Linked DNA regions of Homo sapiens: region 1 is linked to region 2. The links are chromatin loops, found by intact Hi-C in ENCODE. Cell type or tissue: PC-3. All regions are shown on one strand. Each heading gives the region's core, and the rest is flanking DNA. Links, peaks and the distances in the headings are about the cores only. Region 1 overlaps HOXA10-HOXA9 (HOXA10-HOXA9 readthrough). Region 2 overlaps NFE2L3 (NFE2 like bZIP transcription factor 3).

Evidence for each region. Peaks named below come from ENCODE experiments on the same cell type or tissue, not always from the same donor. Only the 100,000 strongest peaks of a DNase experiment are listed, where the experiment ranks them.
Region 1: it touches region 2 in a loop (6-fold over the local background); 2 of 110 quality-filtered maps call a loop at or near these places.

What each region holds. Positions count from the first base shown.
Region 1 is chr7:27,162,554-27,165,459 of GRCh38, reverse strand. It overlaps HOXA10-HOXA9 (HOXA10-HOXA9 readthrough), which reads left to right. Exons shown (of 3, transcript NM_001433944.1): 2 at 493-582; 3 at 1,619-2,906. The coding sequence ends at 1,857. It overlaps HOXA9 (homeobox A9), which reads left to right. Exons shown (of 2, transcript NM_152739.4): 1 at 1-582; 2 at 1,619-2,906. The coding sequence starts at 3. The coding sequence ends at 1,857. Among named protein-coding and RNA genes, the nearest start is that of HOXA9, 1.5 kb to the left of the region's middle. RefSeq lists enhancers at 1-509, 510-1,387, 2,899-2,906. In PC-3, for the core only: a CTCF peak has its summit at 1,042; no DNase peak of the experiment used is centred there; H3K4me3 peaks cover 2,500 bases; H3K27ac peaks cover 2,500 bases.
Region 2 is chr7:26,155,035-26,157,940 of GRCh38, reverse strand. The region is part of intron 1 of NFE2L3 (NFE2 like bZIP transcription factor 3); the gene reads right to left. Among named protein-coding and RNA genes, the nearest start is that of NFE2L3, 4.3 kb to the right of the region's middle. RefSeq lists enhancers at 495-544, 745-824. In PC-3, for the core only: no CTCF peak of the experiment used is centred there; DNase peaks (open chromatin) are centred at 230, 1,390, 2,090 and 2,190; H3K4me3 peaks cover 2,479 bases; H3K27ac peaks cover 2,500 bases.

The sequences.
Region 1 (2,906 bases), core at 12-2,511, 1.0 Mb before region 2:
TGATGGCCACCACTGGGGCCCTGGGCAACTACTACGTGGACTCGTTCCTGCTGGGCGCCGACGCCGCGGATGAGCTGAGCGTTGGCCGCTATGCGCCGGGGACCCTGGGCCAGCCTCCCCGGCAGGCGGCGACGCTGGCCGAGCACCCCGACTTCAGCCCGTGCAGCTTCCAGTCCAAGGCGACGGTGTTTGGCGCCTCGTGGAACCCAGTGCACGCGGCGGGCGCCAACGCTGTACCCGCTGCGGTGTACCACCACCATCACCACCACCCCTACGTGCACCCCCAGGCGCCCGTGGCGGCGGCGGCGCCGGACGGCAGGTACATGCGCTCCTGGCTGGAGCCCACGCCCGGTGCGCTCTCCTTCGCGGGCTTGCCCTCCAGCCGGCCTTATGGCATTAAACCTGAACCGCTGTCGGCCAGAAGGGGTGACTGTCCCACGCTTGACACTCACACTTTGTCCCTGACTGACTATGCTTGTGGTTCTCCTCCAGTTGATAGAGAAAAACAACCCAGCGAAGGCGCCTTCTCTGAAAACAATGCTGAGAATGAGAGCGGCGGAGACAAGCCCCCCATCGATCCCAGTAAGTGTCTCCTCCCTTCAAATCCGCCGCCGCCTCCACGCCGGCCTCCCGGATCTGCTGGCCCGCCAGGTTTCTCTCGAGCCTGCCTTCGTCCTCGCTGGAAGCCTCTCGAGTTGGGGCCAGGAGCCAGAAGTTGGTGTTTGGGACGCCTCAGATAGGGCCCCAAGTCTGGAGAGCAGTGAAGAGCGGCCCGCAGGGCTACGGGAGAGGAGGCGGCTGCTGCAGCGAGAGGGGGCGGGGCGGGCACTTCGGGACGAGCCAAGACTGGCCGCCCCTCTCCTTGGCTGCCCAGGCCCAGGACCGAGATACTTTGGGCCGTTCTTCGAAAGCAGTGCAGCCCAGAGAGCCTTTTGTACAACTAGATTGTCCGTGAGCGGCGGCAGCCAGGGCAGCCGGAGCTGGGACGCTGGGGGAGACGGCCGATTCCTTCCACTTCTTGCCTTCGGCCAGTGGCGGCGTAAATCCTGCCAAGATGAGGCTGCGGGCGACCCGGGCCACAAGGGTCCCCATGACAGATTATTCAAATAAGCCACAGACGTGATCAGCGGCCTTAGGGCGCCCTGACGGCTTGCCCAGCTCCGAAGGCCTTCCAGGAAGGTTAAATAAGGAGTGGGGGGCGTAGAGGGACAGGTTGGGAAAGAAAGACGAAGTCAGTGAACGGGACAGAGGAATCCTAATCTTGCTACAGAACACAAGGCAGCATGCTTTCCCTCTGCGTGGCAAGGAGACCTGTTTCCAAATTTCATTCTATACAGCGTTTTGAGAGTGGGAGGAAGGAGAAGGGGGACAAGAGGACAGAGTAGGAGAAAGGAAGGTCTCGGAGGGGAGGGCGAGCCAAAGTTTTACTGCGTGCAATTTTAAGTGACTGTCTGTGCGTCTGTCTGCCAGGGTTCCATTGTGTCCGAGGCCTGACTGCCTTTCCTAACCAGTTCAGCAGAGTTCTGCACTTCGGCCAGAGACCCCATGCAGGAGGCTCATTTGCCCCAGCGGGATGTGCGTCTTCTGCTCCTAAACCCAGTGTTTCTCTTCCCCGCAGATAACCCAGCAGCCAACTGGCTTCATGCGCGCTCCACTCGGAAAAAGCGGTGCCCCTATACAAAACACCAGACCCTGGAACTGGAGAAAGAGTTTCTGTTCAACATGTACCTCACCAGGGACCGCAGGTACGAGGTGGCTCGACTGCTCAACCTCACCGAGAGGCAGGTCAAGATCTGGTTCCAGAACCGCAGGATGAAAATGAAGAAAATCAACAAAGACCGAGCAAAAGACGAGTGATGCCATTTGGGCTTATTTAGAAAAAAGGGTAAGCTAGAGAGAAAAAGAAAGAACTGTCCGTCCCCCTTCCGCCTTCTCCCTTCTCTCACCCCCACCCTAGCCTCCACCATCCCCGCACAAAGCGGCTCTAAACCTCAGGCCACATCTTTTCCAAGGCAAACCCTGTTCAGGCTGGCTCGTAGGCCTGCCGCTTTGATGGAGGAGGTATTGTAAGCTTTCCATTTTCTATAAGAAAAAGGAAAAGTTGAGGGGGGGGCATTAGTGCTGATAGCTGTGTGTGTTAGCTTGTATATATATTTTTAAAAATCTACCTGTTCCTGACTTAAAACAAAAGGAAAGAAACTACCTTTTTATAATGCACAACTGTTGATGGTAGGCTGTATAGTTTTTAGTCTGTGTAGTTAATTTAATTTGCAGTTTGTGCGGCAGATTGCTCTGCCAAGATACTTGAACACTGTGTTTTATTGTGGTAATTATGTTTTGTGATTCAAACTTCTGTGTACTGGGTGATGCACCCATTGTGATTGTGGAAGATAGAATTCAATTTGAACTCAGGTTGTTTATGAGGGGAAAAAAACAGTTGCATAGAGTATAGCTCTGTAGTGGAATATGTCTTCTGTATAACTAGGCTGTTAACCTATGATTGTAAAGTAGCTGTAAGAATTTCCCAGTGAAATAAAAAAAAATTTTAAGTGTTCTCGGGGATGCATAGATTCATCATTTTCTCCACCTTAAAAATGCGGGCATTTAAGTCTGTCCATTATCTATATAGTCCTGTCTTGTCTATTGTATATATAATCTATATGATTAAAGAAAATATGCATAATCAGACAAGCTTGAATATTGTTTTTGCACCAGACGAACAGTGAGGAAATTCGGAGCTATACATATGTGCAGAAGGTTACTACCTAGGGTTTATGCTTAATTTTAATTGGAGGAAATGAATGCTGATTGTAACGGAGTTAATTTTATTGATAATAAATTATACACTATGAAACCGCCATTGGGCTACTGTAGATTTGTATCCTTGATGAATCTGGGGTTTCCAT
Region 2 (2,906 bases), core at 194-2,693:
CAAGGAATGCCAAAGATTGCCAGCAAACCACCAAAAGGCAGGAGAGAGCTGTAGAACACTTTCTCCCTCACAGCCCGCAGAAGGGCCAATCTGCTGACACCTTGATCTTGGACTTCTTGCCTCCAGAACTGTTAGAGAATAAATTTCTGTTTAAGCCACCCAGTCTGTGGTATTTGTTATGGCAGCCCTAGCAAATTCATACAGTAACTTATGACATCCTTTCCCATACAAAGACAATAGTGCACCTTTACAACTTCCTTTAGTAAACAAAATGAAAATCCCACTGTGAACGCTTGTCATAAACGCAATGTATGTAATTATAAGACTATTTCCGTAACATAGCTGTGAGTTAAAAACAGGCAAATGTCTGAAATTTCATCTCTTGTCCAATTGCCCAGGAGTTAGGGACTATTTTTTATTCTGAAATGAAAAACAATTTTTACTTTAACAATCAAGGACCTTCTTTCTCTTTCCTTTACTCTTAGAATTAAATATTGAGGCCAGGTGCAGTAGCTCATGCCTGTACTTGAGCCCAGGAGTTTGAGACCAGCCTGGGCAACACAGAGAGACCTTATTTCTATTAAAAAAAAAAAAAATCAGCCAGAAGCAGTGGTGCGCGTCTGTAGTCCCAGCTACTTGGGAGGCTGAGGTGGGAGAATTGTTTGAGTCCAGGAGGTTGAGGTAGCAGTGAGCTGTGATGGTACTACTATACTCCAGCCTGGGAGGCAAAGTGACCCTGTCCCAAAAAAAATTAAATATTGACTGGATCAGATTCTCTCTGTGCCCTGAAGAAACCAGCCCAACAGTTTCTTTTCTTTTTTTTTCTTTTGAGATGGAGTCTCGCTTTGTCACCCAGGCTGGAGTGCAGTAGAGCGATCTCGGCTCACTGCACCCTCCGCCTCCCAGGTTCAAGCGAGTCTCTTGCCTCAGGCTCCCGAGTAGCTGGGACTACAGGCACGTGCCACCGTGCCCGGCTAATTTTTAGTATTTTTAGTAGAGACGGGGTTTCACCGTGTTGGCTAGGATGGTCTCGATGTCTTGATCTCGTAATCCTCCTGCCTCGGCCTCCCAAAGTGTTGGGATTACAGGTGTGAGCCACCACACCCGGCCCAGCCCAACAGTTTCTTCAGGCAGTTAATCAAGAGGTCTTACCAGACCCCTCACCCAGCAGAGGGTCTCTGTACCAGGATAGGAAACCACATCAAAATGACTACAAGCCCTCTCAGTTTCAAAGTGGCAACAGCTCTCTGAAATACTGAAGCTGGCTGTAGGCAGCTGTTCCATACGTTTACACATTCAATTCTACAAAAACTGTTCATTTCTTTGTTTAACCTGTGTGTTACTTGGAAGAATGCATGCTTCATCCGTTGTGAATGACTGTGGTTATGAAGGGAAGCGTGTCAGCCCTGGGGAATTCCAGAGTCAGTTTTCAGATCATGATAAGCCCCAGTAAGAAGTGAAACCAAAACAGTACTCCTTTTGATACTTGGAAAATCCCCTACTCCAAAATATTTTTGCATATGTACATAAATTATGGAAAATTATACTATAAAACTCCTGCAACTCAAATGTAAGCCACCGGAATTATCTATTTTTTAAAATTAAAAATTATGTTCCTATGGGACAAAGCACTTCGTCTCTTTGAAGTTAACAGTAGCTAACATTTACTAACTAAGCACTTAAGTGACAGGCAAGTTCTAAGCCCTTTACATGGAATGAACTTTTTAATTCTCACATCAACCCTCTGAGGTAAGCCCCTTCTGATTCCCATTGTGCATGGGAATGCACACAGAATGAAGCACAGAAAGGATAAGCAACTTGTCCAAGGTCACAGACGTGGTAGAGCTGGGATTCAAAACCAGGCAGTCTGGGTCTAGCATACCCCACTTCTTCAATAACCAACCAAACTAGATATGCAGACAAGCCAAAAGGAATCCAGTGAGTGGGGACAGGTGAAGGAGGGTGGGTTAAGGACGGAGGGCAGAAGAGCGCAGCTACAATCCAGGCACCATGCTGCTCTTCCCATGGGCTTTTCCCACTTAATCAGCACACCTCCCCCTGGAGTACACATTCCTCTCCCACTTGACATGAGACACTGAAGCTTGGAGTGATTCAAGCAGCTTATGGGAGGGCATACTAGCAGGTGATACTCCCAAACCCAGGTCTAGCTGACCGCAAAGACCAGTGTTGTTTTTCCAGCCCATTTTCTCCCCAAAGTCATGGTTCCAAATTGCAACCTCTTCATTATGAATGGCACAATCTAGCACTGGAGAGTGATTAGCCTGGGCAGTGGAAGGCTGAGTCACCCCATCCCAGATGCACTGAGACGTCCTAGATGTCCCAAGAGCTTGAGTACCGTGTAGGTACTTAATTAATGTGCCAGTCTGAGAGTCAAGAGACTCAGGCTCTGGTCTCTCTTTTGGCACTGACATGTGGCTTTAGCCAAATCCCTAACCTAGGCTTCTAGTTTTCTTCTTCTTCTTCATTTTTTTTCTTTTTGAGACAGAGTCTCACTCTGTCACCCAGGCTGGAGTTCAGTGGCACAATCTCGGCTCACTGCAACCTCCGCCGCCCAGATTCAAGTGATTCTCGTGCCTCAGCCTCCCGAGTAGCTGGGACTACGGGCATGTGTAATCACGCCCAAGTAATTTTTGTATTTTTAGTAAAGATGGGGTTCACCATGTTGCCCAGTCTGGTCTCGAACTCCTGACCTCAAGTGATCTGCCTGCCTCAGCCTCCCAAAGTGCTGGGATAACAGGTGTGAGCCACCGCACTCAGCCCTATTTTTCTTAAGTACAAATTGTATATAAGGGTGCCTGGCCAGTGCACCACACAAGGTTGATGTAAAAGGCAACAAAAGTGAACTGGCCGTGACAACTGTAAGGAGCTGGACAGCTGATTTTTGC